2 separate regions of the Homo sapiens genome follow, and region 2 is linked to region 1. The links are chromatin loops, found by intact Hi-C in ENCODE. Cell type or tissue: natural killer cell. All regions are shown on one strand.

Region 1 (8,000 bases):
GGACTGCATCTTTATAGTTCCAAGTTTTTTTTGCAGGACCTAGCTCCAGGTTCCAAGACAACATAGTCAAGTACTAGATTCAGGGGGTACATGTGCATGTTTGTGACAAGGGTGTAATAAGTGATGCTGAGGTTTGGGGTATAATGGAACCTGTCACCCAGGTAGTGAGCATAGTACCCAGGAGCTAGTTTTTCAGTCTCTTCCCCCCCTCCCTCCCTTCTCCCTTCTGTAGTCCTCAGTGTCTACTGTTACCATCTTTATGTCCATGTGACCCAGTGTTTAGCTCCCACTTATAAGTGATAACACGCAGCATGTGGTTTTCTGTTCCTGCACTAATTCACTTAGGATAATGACCTCCAGCTGCATCTGTGTCGCTGCAAAGGACATGATTTTTTTTCCACAACTTTCTTAGACCAATGATCTATTCAGCCTAGTAATCTGCCTTTGACTGTGGCAACTATTATACTTTGAAGATTTCTATTTGTTCGAATATAAGTTTAGTAACCTTCCAGGATGACAAAAAGTCCTTTAATGTTTTAATGAGGTTTTTTTCCCATTACAGGTGGTTGTGGGTGGGCCAAGACCCAAAAGCTTGACCATAAAAAGGACTGAAGGTCTGAGCCACAGCTCACAAGTCATAAGGGTGGGGTTAATTTTTCCCAGAAGTGTAGACGATGAAATTCGTAATACAGAAAAAATGTGGTAGACATTGCCAGGGCAATTCACTTGGAATTTAGTGAAGAAGCTGAGGATAGGAGTTGGGGTGTGGGTTGGGGGAGGATGGAGTAGGGCACATTTATACAGAAAAGGTGGCCAAAGAAACCTATTTCCTTCCATATACGTCTCTCCATATGGGTCTGTACTCTGTTGCTTTGGGAAAACACGCAACTTGGCACACTGATCAGCCACTTTGTGGAGGGAACTTCTATACCCTTTAGGATTGGGAGCTTCTGGGGCCCACTCAAGGCTGGGACCTAAAGTTCCCTCAAAATATGTTTTAAAGCAAGAGAAATGGAGTGATATTTTCTAGGGGAATTTACTAAATATTGTCAAAATCAGTTCCTAAGGTCCCAGCATTGATCTGGCATTCTGTTACCTCTGATTTCATTTCCTATTACTCCCCTGACTCACACGACTTCCCCCATGCTGACTCCCTGCTGTCCCTGAAGGTGCATCCTTCTCCGGGCCTCTGCACTCACTGAAGACCGCCTGGCCCCTCCTTCCTGCACAGCCACACAGCTCACGCTCTTCATTCAGGTCTTCACTTCAGCCAGGCATGGTGGCTCACGCTTGTACACCTAGCACTTTGGGAGGCCGAGGCAGGTGTATTGCTTGAGCTCAGAAGTTCAAGGCCAGCCTGAGCAATGTGGTGAGACACCGTCTCTACTAAACATACAAAAAAAAAAAAAAAATTAGCCAGGCTTGCAGGTGCATGCCTGTAGTAGTCTCAGCTACTTGGGAGGCTGAGGTGGGAGGATTGCTTGAGCCCAGGAAGTCAAGGCTGCAGTGAGCCGAGATCACCTCATTGCACTCTAGCCAGACAACAACAACAACAAAAAAGTATTTACTTCATGGTTGCCTTCTTGTCTACTCTGGCCACCCTACCTAAAATGTCAACATGCTCTCCTGCCCTACATTTCTACACTTTTCCTTGATTTCTTTTTTCCTCCTTAGCACTCTTGCTAACATATTATATTCTTTTATTTTGTGTTATTAGTATCTCCTACACAAGGTAAACTCTCTGAGGACAGAGGTTTTTTTTGTTCCTTTTTTTTTTTTTTTTTTTTTTTTGGAGACAAGGTCTTACTCTGTCGCCCAGGCTGGAGTGCAGTGGTGCGATCTCGGCTCACTGCAGCCTCGACCTCTTAGGCTCAGGTGATTCTTACGCCTCAGCCTCCCAAGTAGCTGGGACTATAGGTGCACGACACCACACCAGGCTAATTTTTGTATTATTTGTATTTTATTTTGAGATGGGTTTTCACCATGTTGCCCAGGCTGGTCTCAGATTCCTGAGCTCAAGCAGTCCTCTCGCCTCGGCCTCCCAAAATGTTGGGATTAGGGATTACAAGTGTGAGCCACCGTGCCTGGACTCTGAGGACAAAGTATTTTACTATATCTTTAATGCCCAGAACAGTGTCTATCTAGAACAGCTTGAGTGTTTTCAATGAATAAAGTTCAAGGAGACTGTTTTCATGAAGAAAATATTCTTTTTAAGCAAACTAATAGTATAAGGAGGGTTTCTGAGAAAATGATTAAGCAACCTGAAAGACCTAACTCCCTTCTAGAACCCTTGAGTATTTTAAGTGTTAGAGATAAAGAGGCTTATACGGAGGAGTGGTCCTCAATGTGGTCCTGGGCCAGAAGCAATAGGTAACCTGCAACTGGTAAGAAATGCATTCTCAGGCCTCAACCCAGATTTACTGAATAAAAATCTCTGGGGGGTGGCCCAGCAAGCTGTGGTTTAACAACCCTCCAGGTGACTCTAATACAAGCCAAAGTTTGTACCAACCACCGATATAGAGGAAGGAGCACCAGGCTCAATATCTAGAGATCTGGGTTTTAGTCCAATTTGTTTCATTGTGTGACCTTGAGCACATCACTTAACTTCATCAACTTCCATCTGTTTACTGATAAAATGAAAGAGATGCCACGTTTTCATTATGTGCTTTTAATGAAATAATTGTAAATCTTTGAATCACAGCCCTGAAGGAGCCCTTTAGTTAGCCTGTAATTGTGTATTTAAAAGTAATTAAACATCATATCTTAAATAAAACTTTCTTTTCTTTCAGTCTGGCCTTTCTCTTCTCAAGTTAGCCTGAATTCATGAGCTTTAGCTTATCTGTGCAGTTTCCTATAGACACACAATCTTGCCATACTTGACACTTGGTTTACAAAGACCACTTTCTTGTACTTCTCACGGTCTTCAGGTTTTGGGCAGCCCTGTCTTCTGCTTTTCCTCACATCTCTCTGGATGCTTTTCCTCAGTTTCCTTGGCTGGCTTCTCAGCCAAGCTCACCTCTTTGGGTGTTCCCAGTCTTGGTGTTTGGACTTCTACACACAATTCCTGGGTGGCTTTGTCCGTTTCTCAAATAAGTCAATGACTTCCAATATACTGCATGCTCTTAGAACTCTCCACATTAAATTGGCTGTTTGTATCTACCAGGATCTTGAAATTAGTGTGTCCAGGATGGAGCCCATCATCTTCCCCTCAACCTGCTCTTCCTCCTGTTTTTCCACTACATAACCAAAGTCAGAAACAGAGCTCCTAGATTCTTCCTTGTCTCCTTCACATCCAATCAGTCACTCAGACCTCAAAATCCTTGTTCTTAGATTTCTCTGTAGCCATCTCACTTTCCAGTCACTGTCTTTGTTTTTTTTTTTTTGTTGTTGTTGTTGTTTTTATTTTTACAGAGTCTTGCTCTGTCGCCCAGGCTGGAGTGCAGGAGTGCAGTCGTGTGATATCTCGGCTCACTGCAACCTCCACCTCCCGGGTTCAAGTGATTCTCCTGCCTCAGCCTCCCGAGTGGCTGGGATTACAGGCATGCGCCACTGCATTCAGCTAATTTTTGTATTTTTAGCAGAGACGGGGTTTCACCATGTTGGCCAGGCTAGTCTCAAACTCCTGACCTCAGGTGATCCACCTGCCTCAGCCTCCCAAAGTGCTGGGATTACAGGCATGAGCCACTGCACCTGGCCTCCAGTCACTGTCTTTAACTGGCCACCAGCCTCATGCCTAACCTACTCCAGTTTATTTGCCACACTGTCTTCTAAAGCATACACCTGATCAGTAATCCACCACAGCTTTCAGGGTGCAGGCCCAGCTTCTCGGCTCGGTCACATGACTGTGTGCTGTGTCTTTCCTGCCTACTCATATCCCGCTACCACACAGCAAGCCCTGTGAAGCTGCTTTCACACCTCCCAGCCCCACCACAGGCTTAACCCTCTGCCTGCACATCCTTCTTCCCACTCCTGACTCTGACTTGTCTTTCAATAGCTGCCCTGGACCATCCCTCTCAGTGTGGTGTGGCTTCCCTCGCCTCATGCTCCCAGGCCACTTTGTTCAGGCCTCGGCCACATCTCTGATCACTCCCTACTAGAATTACTCATTTACCTGCTGGTCTTCTCACCAGCCTAGAAGCGCCTTGAGAGCAGGAGCCATATTTATTTTTATTTTATAAATAAAAATTTATTTTTATTATGCTCCATATCACAGCATAGTGCCAGGCACCAAAAAAAAAAAAAAAAGAGCTTCATAAATGCTTGACAGATTAATGGGTTTTGCTTTCCCTACCTACAGTGCTTTGCTTCTTTAGAGTTTTTTTTCTCCCCCATATTAACCCTGTTGTGTCAATATTTCACATTCCCTTTATCTTAATCAGGCCTGCGACAAAACATAGCTACAGGCAGTCAGGGACAGACATTTGAGCTTGAACTAAGAAAGTGAATTTACCCAGAGGGAAAGCCTCTGATCAGAAGTCTGGGGGCGGGAAGGGGTGACAGCCTGTCTGTGAGAGCCCTGACATTTTGAAAGCACCAAACTCACTGTCACCCTGAGCTTTTCCTGTGGGGAGCAACAGAGGTGGGGGCTTTTACCCTCCCTTGTGGGCAGGGCTCGAAAGCAAATTTCCCTGCTGAGTTTTCCTTTTGTGGTGCCTGTGACCACGAAGGAGGCTGCCCCAGGAATCCCCACCTATTTTTAGCCTCAGTTCAACACCCTGCAGACAACAACCCTCCCATATACCTCTAAGTTAATTTCCAGTCTTGTCACTGAGCTGGCCTGACAAATCGATAGACTCAATCTTGCTAGTGAAAAGACAAAGTGAGAAGGTTAAGGCCTTTAACAACAGAAAGCTGCAGTGATGCCCTGAGGCTCAATACGTCAAATAGCCTCCTGTACCACTTTTATAAAACAATTTAGTATATGTTCATATGTAATAGTATTTGAATGAAGTTCTCTGTGCCCAAAGTCCAAGATGTGAAGTCTACCCGGATCTAAACTGCCTAGGGTTTCCTCTTCAAGGGAAACTTTCCTGGGAAATCAGTTGTTCCAGATGTTGCCTTAGTCAGACTGCAAAGCATACATCATTCTCTGTACACCAATGGGCTTTTCATTTTAAATATTATTGGTTTATGTATACTCTGTTAAACTGGGTCAAGCTCTTGAGCTTATGAAATTTTGGTGTTGCAAATACCTCTGCTTCTGAAAGCCATTAAAGAGCACCCCAGAAGGGCAGCAGGTGGGCCTTGGCCACCACACCCCTACCTGGGCCAGCCAGTCATATGTCCATGGGCCGTTAGCCTTGCAGTCCTCAATGAGAGGTCTAAGTATGCATCACTTTGTCAGATGGCCTTTCAACCAACAACACTCATTCTCATTCTGCTTCCTTCCCACCATTCTATGTCCCCAGTACATTTCTAACATGGGGAATACTCCAGGCAAATGCTCATCTATTCCTCTAAACTAGAGCTTCTGCCCCAATTTCCTGTTAGATATCTTGCCCTGGGGAACTGGACTAAGCAAGCCTCCAGGACATCACCTATCTCCTTAACTCCTTAACTGAAGGTTTGAAAAGGAGCCTTCCTCCTCTACCCTGGGCTCCACCCCAGAGGTTACTCTCAGGCAACAGAAAAGAAAAGAAGAGAAGGAGGACACTATCTAGGTCTATTTATAATCTGTTCACTTCTACTCACATTCAATTCCTCTAGGATAGGATGGGATATGGTGGCTCTGATGTGCCCCCATCCTCCTAATAGCCTTTATTTCAGAGTGTCTGCATCCTTTGTAAAATGGGAATGGTAACACTTTACTTGCCTGAAAGCAGAAGCTGGACCCGATGGCCTCTTGAGATAATTTCTAGATAGAAAAGAATGAAATCGATTGCATGCAAAGTGAGGTATTAACAGAGGAGGAGGGTCCAAGAAAAATTATGACAGGTATGAAGCAAAGGGGATACTCATGCCTGAATCAATGGCAAGGGAAGCCCAGGGTAAGAGAGACACAGAAGAAATGAATGTCTCCTCCCCACCCAGCAGCCCCTGCCCCACCCAACACTATTCTGTGTTTAACTAGGGACACAAGCAATAACTAAGCAGTATAAGACAATATGTGGCCCAATATTCAAGGCAAGCTGTAAAAGCTAGCAGGATTTAGAAGAGGGCAGAGGGCTCCAAGAAGAGGAAGACAGAAAAGGAGTTTTGGAAAGGGTGGGTCCTGGCAAGGAAGCTGAAAGAAGGTGGTCCTAGGACAGGCAGGGAGAGGCCTGCATGAAGGCCAGAGCAGCTGGCACAGTGTTGGTGCTCGGGGGAAATGGTGATGAGGAGTGGCTGGGCAGGGTAGAGTCTGACTCTGGAGGACTTTAAATGCAGCTGAGGAATTCAGACCGTTTCCTGCAGCCCATGGAAGGTCAACAGAGGCTCTGTTACAGGAAATGATATAATGAAAATGCATATTAGAAGCCTCAGTGAAAAGAGATTTAGGCTGGGCACGGTGGCTCATGCCTGTAATTCCAGCACTTTGGGAGGCCGAGGTGAGTGGATCACCTGAGGTCAGGAGCTTGAGACCAGGCTGACCAACATGGTAAAACCCCGTCTCTACTAAAAATACAAAAATTAGCCAGGCGTGGTGGCACATGCCTGTAATCCCAGCTACTTGGGAGGCTGAAGCAGGAGAATTGCTTGAACCCAGGAGGCGGAGGTTGCAGTGAGCCGAGATCGCGCCATTGCACTCCAGCCTGGGCAACAAGTCAAAAAAAAAAAAAAAAAGAAAAAGAAACAAAAGAGAGATTTAATTGTATAATTGTAATATTTTTAGACTGCTTGGTTTTTTTTAATCACAGGAAGGTATTCTGTTTCAACTTTAAAAATAATTCATTTTTGCCAGGCTTGCGCCTGTAATCCCAGCACTTTGGGAGGCCAAGGAGGGTGGGTTGCCTGAGTTCAGGAGTTCGAGACCAGTCTGGCCAACATGGTGAAACTGCGTCTCTACTAAAAATACAAAAATTAGCTGAGTGTGGTGGCAGGTGCCTGTAATCCCAGCTACTGGTGAGGCTGAGGCAGGAGAATCACTTGAACCTGGGAGGCAGAGGTTGCAGTGAGCCGAGATCACACCATTGCACTCCAGCCTGGGCAACAGAGCAAGACTCCATCTCAAAACAACAACAATAACAAAAAGTACCAAGAAGCTACCATGGTACAACTCAGCCCGCACTACCGTGGGGACAGTGAAGATGGAAGGAAGAGGATGGTCCGGGTATCGTGTCAATAGCAGGATGCACTGAGCTGACTGGCAACAGGCACTGAAGGAAAACTAACACTCACAGATAAAGTGGGGGTCTTTCCTTTGGGACTGTGTTAAGTGATGTACCACAATCACAACTTCATATCCAGTCTCGGTGTACCTCCTCAACTCAACATTCCTAAATTCCTCTTCTCAAGAATCGGTGATGCCTCAGAGAAAACTTCTTCCACAAATGGCCAGAAGATGTCACTGCAGACAGCACCATGCATATACTGTGTTCCTCATGTTGGTGTTCTGCCCTGCCATTTGTGAAGGGAAAATTCCCCCTCGGCTCCCTCCCTAACTCCCATAGCCCCTGCTCCTGCTCTGTGTGTAGCCTCTTCCCTTTACCCTGTGACTCCCCTCCTCCTGCCCTGAAATCCAGCGAGGTGCTTTCCTGATGCCCTGGCAACCTGGAGATGAACCTGATCCCTAAAGGCGGAAGAGCCAACATCGAGACTGGGTTATCTGTGTGCTTCCCTACTCTCTATTCATGATGTTCATTTAGATTTCTAGCAAAACCCATACCTGTGCTGTCAACCTCACCCATTTCCACCTAGCTTCTTGAGTTTCAATCAATGAGTACAGGGGCACCCCATTCCCTCTTTTCTCACACTCCTCCAAACTGGCCCAATTTTCAAATATTAGCATTTAAAGATTTGGTGATGCATTAATCTGCTTCACTTTCTGAAAATATCAGTGTTTTTGGCCAAATAATCACTAC
Region 2 (8,000 bases), 83 kb after region 1:
GGGCCTGGCCTGCAGAAGGCCACACGGCACCTGTGCATCCCTGCATTGGTCACCACCTAGGACTGTGGCACGCAGAAGTGTTATCCATGGGCCTTCACTTTCTGCTCCAGACACGGCAGGGAGTTGAAGTTCGAGAAACAGATAAACAAATGCCAAACATGAGCATAAACTTTAATATATTCAGACTGTTTTAGATATTAAATAGAAAAAAGACCTTGGTGCCTTTGAGGGTCCTGTGTGGCCTTTCCCTAGGTGGAGCTGGTTCCCTTAGAGGTAAAACCAGGAACTTTCTCTTGCAGCTTATGAGAGGGTGACGAGGGTGCGGCTTATCCTTTGTCCTCATGGCTGGAAAAGGGACCCTGACGGGCACAGGGCCTGCCTCGCCCTCCCTCCTCAGGTCTTGGGGAGACAGAGACTGCAGGTTGCCTGGGCGGCCCCAGGAACAGATTTGCATTATTTTGTGGCAACAAGCAAATTTCCTGGAGGGGATTTCTGGAAGAACTGGGAGCCACCCAGCGGGAAAGCTTTAGGAAACAGGAGAGCAGGAGGCCGGGAGGAGACAGGCCTGGGCAGAGGCGGAGGCTGCTTGGCCTGAGGCTCTGGGCCAAGGGATGGTTGAGGCCTCGAACCCCTCCTCCACCCTTCCTCACAGCAGGCAGGAAGCCAGGCCCTGAGCAGGCTCAGGCGCTGCCTCCGCGCCCTCGCTGACCTGCAGGAAACTCGCCCAACCCAGGCCTATGTCAGCAGCAGGACGATGACCTAAGAAGCCAGGCTGCAGAGCAAGATGGAAAATTCCCAACGCTCCTGCACCTAAGGCTGCACCCGGGGGGGCAATATTATGCTCCTCTGGCCCTGACTGCATGGGGGAGGGCTGCCCCCGTTCTGGGCTGGCGGCTCAGTCAGGGGCTGGGACAAGAGCAAACCAAACAGCTTCAAGGGGAGGGAAACGGAGCCCCAGCCCTTGACCTTCCACTTGGTTCGTGCGTTGCTGGACCCGGCGTAACTGCGGCTGTGTGGGTGTGTGTGTTGGGCAGGGATGGGGTGGCGATTACAAAACAGAGGACGGCAGGCGTACTTTCTGCATAGAAAGAACACTCAACAGCCCTCCAACACAGGCTGAGAATCTGAAAAAGTCAGGCCATGTCGGCTTAAAGAAATCAAGCTGCATATCCACCAGCATATCAAGATTTTAAATTTAAGAACTATGGGTCAGGTAGAGTGGTTCATGCCTGTAATCCCAGCATTTTGGGAGGCCGAGGTGGGTGGATCACCTGAGGTCAGGAATTCAAGACCAGCCTGGCCAACATGGTGAAACCCTGTCTCTACTAAAAATACAAAAAATTAGCTGGACATGGTGGCAGGAGCCTGTAATCGCAGATACTTGGGAGGCTGAGGCAGGAGAATGGCTTGAACCCAGGAGGCAGAGGTTGCAGTGAGCTGAGATCGCGGCATTTCACTCCAGCCTGGGTGAAAGAGCGAAACTCCATCTCAAAAAAACAAGAAAACAAAAAACTATGACAGCTCAGATGCGTACATTCTAAAGTTCATCCGAACCTGGTTAATGCAGTGCTTGGCTGGCCTGGAGCCTTAGGGAAGAATATCCACGAGGCACCTGCTGTATGCTGAGCAGGTTCGCATGGAGTCCCTCTCGTTCAGTCCTTGGTTGGTGAGGGCCGCATCACAGGACAGGCTCAGCGCAGCACAAACCGAAAGAGAAATGCTTCGGACCAATGTCCTTTCTCAGTTTCTCCCGGGAAGGCCGGCTGGAGCAGGCTATTTCCAAGGCCCTGGAAATACAGGTGTTTTCCCTTCAGTCATCTCCAGAGCAGGAGCCTCCTATGTCTCAGGAAGATAAGAAGGATCCAGATGCCAGGAGGAGTGACCTCTGGACACTTGGCTGGGAGCCCAGGAGCCCTGATGCCAGGCCCAGGAAGGCCTCCCCACCCCTCTGGGGCCTAGTCAGGGGAAGGAAGGAACCAAGGAAGGGAGGGAGGGAGGAAGGAAGACACATGGGATAGGATTTCCAGACCCAAGGCCGGCAATCCTCCTGGTTCCAATCACCGGATAGGCAAGCTGGTTTGTAGTTTTCCATAGGTGACAAAAGCCAAAGGAAGGTTGCAAAATCCCTCCTGCACCAGTAGGCTTCAAGAGGTTACACTCTCAATAAGAATGTGAAATGGTAGATTCAATAAAATCTAGTGTATGATAACATAATAATTTATGTACATCTTAAAATAACTGGAATAGTGGGCCGGGTGGCTCACGCTTGTAATCCTAGCACTTTGGGAGGCTGAGGCGGGCAGATCACGAGGTCAAGAGATTGAGACCATCCTGGCCAACATGGTGAAACCCCATCTCTACTAAAAAAAATACAAAACTTAGCTGGGTGTGCTGGCGCGTGCCTGTAGTCCCAGCTACTCAGGAGGCCAAGGCAGGAGAATTGCTTGAACCCGGGAGGCAGAGGTTGTAGTGAGCCGAGATGGCGCCACTGCACTCCAGCCTGGCCAGTCTGGGCAAGAGCAAAACTCTGGCCAGGTGTGGTGGCTCACACCTGTAATCCCAGCACTTTGGGAGGCCAAGGCAGGTGGATCACGAGGTCAGGAGATCGAGGCCATCCTGGCTAACACGGTGAAACCCTGTGTCTCTACTAAAAATACAAAAAAATTAGCCGGGCGTGGTGGCGGGCGCCTGTAGTCCCAGTTACTCAGGAGGCTGAGGCAGGAGAATGGTGTGAACCCGGGAGGCGGAGCTTGCAGTGAGCCGAGATCGTGCCACTGCACTCCAGCCTGGGTGACAGAGCAAGACTCTGTCTCAAAAAAAAAAAAAGCGAAACTCTTTTCTACAGAAAGCCTGGGCTTTCTGTAGGGGCTGACTCACTTCAGGGCCCCCTGGCATGGCCTAAAGCTGTAGAGGGGAGCTGGCAGCCCCAGAAGGGCTTCATTTCCCAATCTCTCCTCCCCTTTCTCCTGGCCCCCTGGGCATCTCCACCTCTGCCCCTACCTCCCAAGCAAGCCTTGACTCACATACTCCTGAGTGGCAGCCTCTGGCCTCTCTCCATCTGTGCCACCCCCTCCTAGGACACTGGGGTGAGGAAGCCCTGGGAGGCAGGCTCTGGGTGCAGGTCAGAGGCCTCCCTGTCTGTGCTGGGGTCCAGCTGAGCCAGGGCCACTGAGCCCTTGAGGGCTCTGCAGGCCTCGGGATGGGAAGGGAAGGTGTGGGAGATGACCCTGAGCCCGGGGCGCCCCTTGGAGCTCCCAGAGGCTGTTTTGGCTCCTGGCAGGGTCAGAGCAGCTTGGTGCCATCGTGTGTGCTCCTCCAGGAGGAGAAGGCTCTAGACAGGGCAGGACTTGCCCTAAAGGCCAGGGACCCCCATAGGGAAAAGCTGCCGCCTATGGGTGTCACGAGGAAATGAGCGCCCAGGAAGAACATGGTCACCCTGAAAGAAGTAGGACGTTGTCTCCCTGGCTGAACCACAAGCCTTGCGCGGGTGACGCAGGGCCTCACCTGCTCTGCCCTGGCTGAAGAGAGACATTTGTAAACTTCAGGCTGGCTTCTGCCTGCCTGACCACACTGCTTGGGTGACAATGTTCGCAGGAAATCACATTTTGGTAGTGACTGGTCAGGATGCTGGGGAAACTTAACAGCACTAGAGAGCCGTTCTGGAAGGGCGCTGCCATACTCTGCTGCCACAGCGTAGCTGGTGTCTTCTCTGCACTTTAAATGCATTGTGTCATTTTTTCCTCATAGCACTTCTTTGAGATGGATCCTGTGGTTTATACCCCTTTTTTTCAGAAGAGAAAAACTGAGGCTGTAAATAACTCAGCTGTGGACTGAGAATTCAGTCAGGCTCTGACTGTGGGGAAGCTGGAAGTCCCAGCACTTGATTCTGGCGGCTGGAAGCCTGGGGCTGCGAGTGCCCCTTTCCGCACCCCTGTAGTCAGGGCTCTTGTCTCCTGGCTTTGGTGCTAGGATGCAGCCACCTGGAGCTGTTGGCTACGACCTGTTCAGCAGGGTCCTCCGACCCGCAGTGTTGCTGGATTGTCTGGTGTGTCAGTGTCTGGACAGGGCCTCATACGACTATTTATCTCCCTCCCAGGAGCCCCTCCCTTCAAGGTAGGCCTGGAACTAGGGTTTTTCAGAAATGAGAAATCAGCTGTGAGCACCTGCAGCCCCTCCTGCTTTAGAAGAAACAGCATAATACCCTGTTTTACAATGACCTTTTGTTTTTTTAAGTACACTTCACAGAGAAAGAAAAAGAAAAAGAAAAACCCAGAAGGGATCTCCACGTAGTCTTTGGCAGGAAAGGGGCCTCTTACAGTATTGTTGGTAGCTTTGAATCATTAGAGGCATCTGCTCACGACCTGCTGCAGGGCCCTGGGCGTGGCACTCACAGAGTCCCTCCCAGGAAGGAGGCCTGGAAGCTGGTTTTTCACAAGAAATGTCTTCATGCCCAGTCTGCTTCTGTAAAGGCCTGGACTGCCACCCTGCTGGATGCAGACAGGATGCAAAGTGGCCACAGATATCTCAGTGGCAGCTCAATAACTTGGAGGAGATACTCTGCAAGGGCCTAAATTCTTAGCCCCTGGGGAGACTTAGTCCGTCTTGGTCATCACCCTGTGCCCCGGAGCAGGGTCTGACTTACAGGAGGGGCTCAAAAATATTCGTTGATCAATAAGAAGTATTAAGAAAATGTCTCCTAAATTGACAGGAGATGGTGCAATAACATGGACCCTGTACAGCCTTCTTCCCTGGGTTCCCTCTTGAAGTACACTTTCTCAGGTGGCTGAGGACACAGAGGCACAGGGAAGCAGGTGGCCTTCCCAGGTCTCCCTGCAATGATGGGTCTCTACGGCCAATCCATTAGGATCGCTAGGCCGTTTTTTAGAGGAGGTGATTTTGCCCCCTGCCGTGTCCATCCACAACTTAGAGCTTGACCACTGTCACTTACAAAATGCCAGCACAGCCATCTTCACCGACAATTTTTTGCCCTCCCTCTTGATGAGGACTTGTATAAGTTCCTAGAAAAAGTGGCAGCCAGGCGCCTGGAGGCTGCCCAAGCAGCGTGGCCCCAGTTTTACCGAGCGGGGCAAACAGGTCTCTGAGGTAGTTATTAAGCAGACGGCTAGACGCGGCCAACATCCGCACTGCTGCTCACGGCCTCTATCCCTGGAAAACCCCAGCTAGGCCCGGCACTCTGGGGCTGTTCGCTGGGGCTCTCCCCAGATCATCCCTCTTCTGCCCAGGGAACAGGTCTTTCCTGTTCTTCTTCTGCTTCTCCTTTTCTTCCTCATTCCAGTCCTCAGTGGAGACTTAATCACCGTAGTGCACTCGGTGAAACCTAAACCACTGTGTTAACTCTGAGGTTTACAGGTCACCCCCCTGCAGTAAGGCCAGAGCCTGATTTCTGTGGAAAGCACACCCCTAATCCAAACGATCTTCTTGTGATAAAGGGGTGTCAGCAGCTTCACCAAAGTTTATGCCACTCCACTTGCCATTTGGGACAATGCATTTCCTTCGTCTAAATGCACATTTCCCTACATTCCCCTCGTATCTCTGGATGTGGGAGAGGCCTCTCAATGACAAGGGGCTGCAGCAGGGCCCGGTGGAGCTGCCACAAGCCCTGGAAAGGGGAGCCCCAGGCTGAGGTTGCTGCTAAGAGTTAATTACTGTTAGACATTTGCATTTGTTATCCCCTGGTCTGGCTGCTGGAGTCGAGGATGACGTCAGCAAAGGCACAGATGACATAAGCCTAAGGCACAAGGTCACCTTCTGAAAATGCATTTGACTCAGCACACCAGTAAGCTGCCCACTGACCAAGAGAGCAGCACAGGCGGATGAGCCCCAAATACACTTGACTGTGATCTTGTCACCTGCAGCCGCTGCCCACAGTGCTTCCCAAGCAGTAGCATACTCCAGGCCTGACTGGGCCACACTCTCGAAAGACTCATGCCCACAGCAGTGTCCTGCGAGACTTGGACTTGATAGACCAGGGCTGAGGGCCTAGAACTTTATAGCCTGGAACTCCTGGGCTCAAGCAATTCTCCCACCTCAGCCTCCCAATTAGCTGGGGTTACAGGCATGTGCCACCGGGCCCAGCTAATATTTTAATTTTTTTTTTTGAGACGGAGTCTCGCTCTGTTGCCCAGGCTGGAGGGCAGTGGCGTGATCTCGGCTCACCGCAACCTCCGTCTCCCGGATTCAAGCAATTCTCCTGCCTCAGTCTCCCAAGTAGCTGGGACTACAGACGTACACCACCATGGCTGGCTAATTTTTTTTTTTTTTTTTTTTGAGACAGAGTCTTGCTCTGTCACCAGGCTGGAGTGCAGTGGCACTGTCTCAGTTCACTGCAACCTTTGCCTCCTGGGTTTAAGTGATTCTCCTGCCTCAGCCTCCCAAGTAGCTGGGATTACAGGTGCGTGCCACCATGCATGGCTAATTTTTTGTATTTTAGTAGAGATGGGGTTTTACCATGTTGGCCAGGCTGGTCTTGATCTCCTGACCTCGTGATCCGTTCACCTTGGCCTTCCAAATTGCTGGGATTACAGGCGTGAGCCACTGCGTCTGTCCATTTTTTGTGTTTTTAGTAGAGACGGGGTTTCATTATGTTGGGCAGGCTGGTCTTGAACTCCTGACCTCATGATCCGCCCACCTCGGCCTCCCAGAGTGCTGGGATTACAGGCATGAACCACCTTGCCTGGCCAATATTTTAATTTTTTGTAGAAACAGGGTCTCCCTGTGTTGCCCACGCTAGTCTGGAGCTCCTGGGCTCAAGTGATCCTCCCGCCTCCGCCTCCCAAAGTGCTGGGATTACAGGCATGAGCCACCGCGCCCATCCAAACTGAGCAGATTGTGTGGAGAGTTCACCACCCCACATCAACTTTCCCTATTATCAGTATCTTGCTTTGGTGTGGCACATTTGTTACAATTCATGAACTAATACTGACACATTATTATTAAAGTCCATATTTTATATTAAGGCTTACTTTTTGTATTGTACATTTCTATGGGGTTTGATAAAGGCAAATGTCATGCATCCATGATTACCATACCAAACCCAGGTTTCACTGCCCTGAACTGGTGTTTCACCTATTCATCCCTCTCCACTTCCCATTTCTTCCCACCCCACTCTGAACTCCCAGCAACCGTTATCTTTTTTTTTTTTTTCTTGAGACGGACTTTTGCTCTTGTTGCCCAGGCTGGAGTGCAGTGGCGCAATCTCGGCTCACTGCAACCTCCGCCTCCCAGGTTCAAGCGATTCTCCTGCCTCAGCCTCCCAAGTAGCTGGGATTACAGGCATGCGCCACCATGTCCAGCTAATTTTGTATTTTTAGTAGAGATGGGGTTTCTCCATGTTGGTCAGTCTGGTCTCAAACTCCCAACCTCAGGTGATCCGCTCGCCTTGGCCTCCCAAAGTGCTGGGATTACAGGTGTGAGCCACCACACCCCACCAACCATTCTTTTTTTACTGTCTCTATAGTTTTTACTTTTCCAGAAAGTCATATAGTTGGATTCATACAGTAAGTAACCTTTTCAGATGGGCTTCTTTCACCTGCAATATGCACTTAAGATTTTTCCATGTCTTTTTGTGGCTTGATAGCTCATTTTATTTTAGTGCCGAATAATATTTCATGGTATAGATGCACAACAGTTTGTTTTCCACTCACCTATTGAAGGTCATCTTGCTTGCTTCTGGTTTTTGGCAATTGTTATTATTATTCTGTTTTGTTTTGTTTTGAGACAAGGTCTCACTCTGTCACCCAGGCTGGAGTGCAGTGATGCGATCTCAGCTCACTGCAACTTCCACCTCCCGGGTTCAAGTGATTCTCCTGCCTCAGCCTCCTGAGTAGCTGGGATTATAGGCATGCGCCACCATGCCCGAAAAATTTTTGTATTTTTAGTAGAGATGGGGTTTCACTATGTTGGCCAGGCTAGTCTCGAGCTCCTGGCCAGAAGTGATCCACCCGCCTCGGCCTCCCAAAGAGCTGGGATTACAGGCATGA

The links. A loop is a pair of places that touch in the nucleus more often than their neighbours do. Peaks named below come from ENCODE experiments on the same cell type or tissue, not always from the same donor. Only the 100,000 strongest peaks of a DNase experiment are listed, where the experiment ranks them.
Region 2: it touches region 1 in a loop (4-fold over the local background); 92 of 110 quality-filtered maps call a loop at or near these places.

Annotation. Positions count from the first base shown.
Region 1 is chr14:35,412,926-35,420,925 of GRCh38, reverse strand. No RefSeq gene overlaps it. Among named protein-coding and RNA genes, the nearest start is that of NFKBIA, 12 kb to the right of the region's middle. In natural killer cell, CTCF peaks have their summits at 7,276 and 7,477 (motif pointing right); DNase peaks (open chromatin) are centred at 3,865, 4,615 and 7,495; H3K27ac peaks cover 3,675 bases.
Region 2 is chr14:35,329,572-35,337,571 of GRCh38, reverse strand. No RefSeq gene overlaps it. Among named protein-coding and RNA genes, the nearest start is that of PSMA6, 41 kb to the right of the region's middle. RefSeq lists enhancers at 502-1,023, 3,908-4,517, 4,528-5,449, 5,615-5,909. In natural killer cell, no CTCF peak of the experiment used is centred here; DNase peaks (open chromatin) are centred at 3,521 and 4,381; H3K27ac peaks cover 2,001 bases.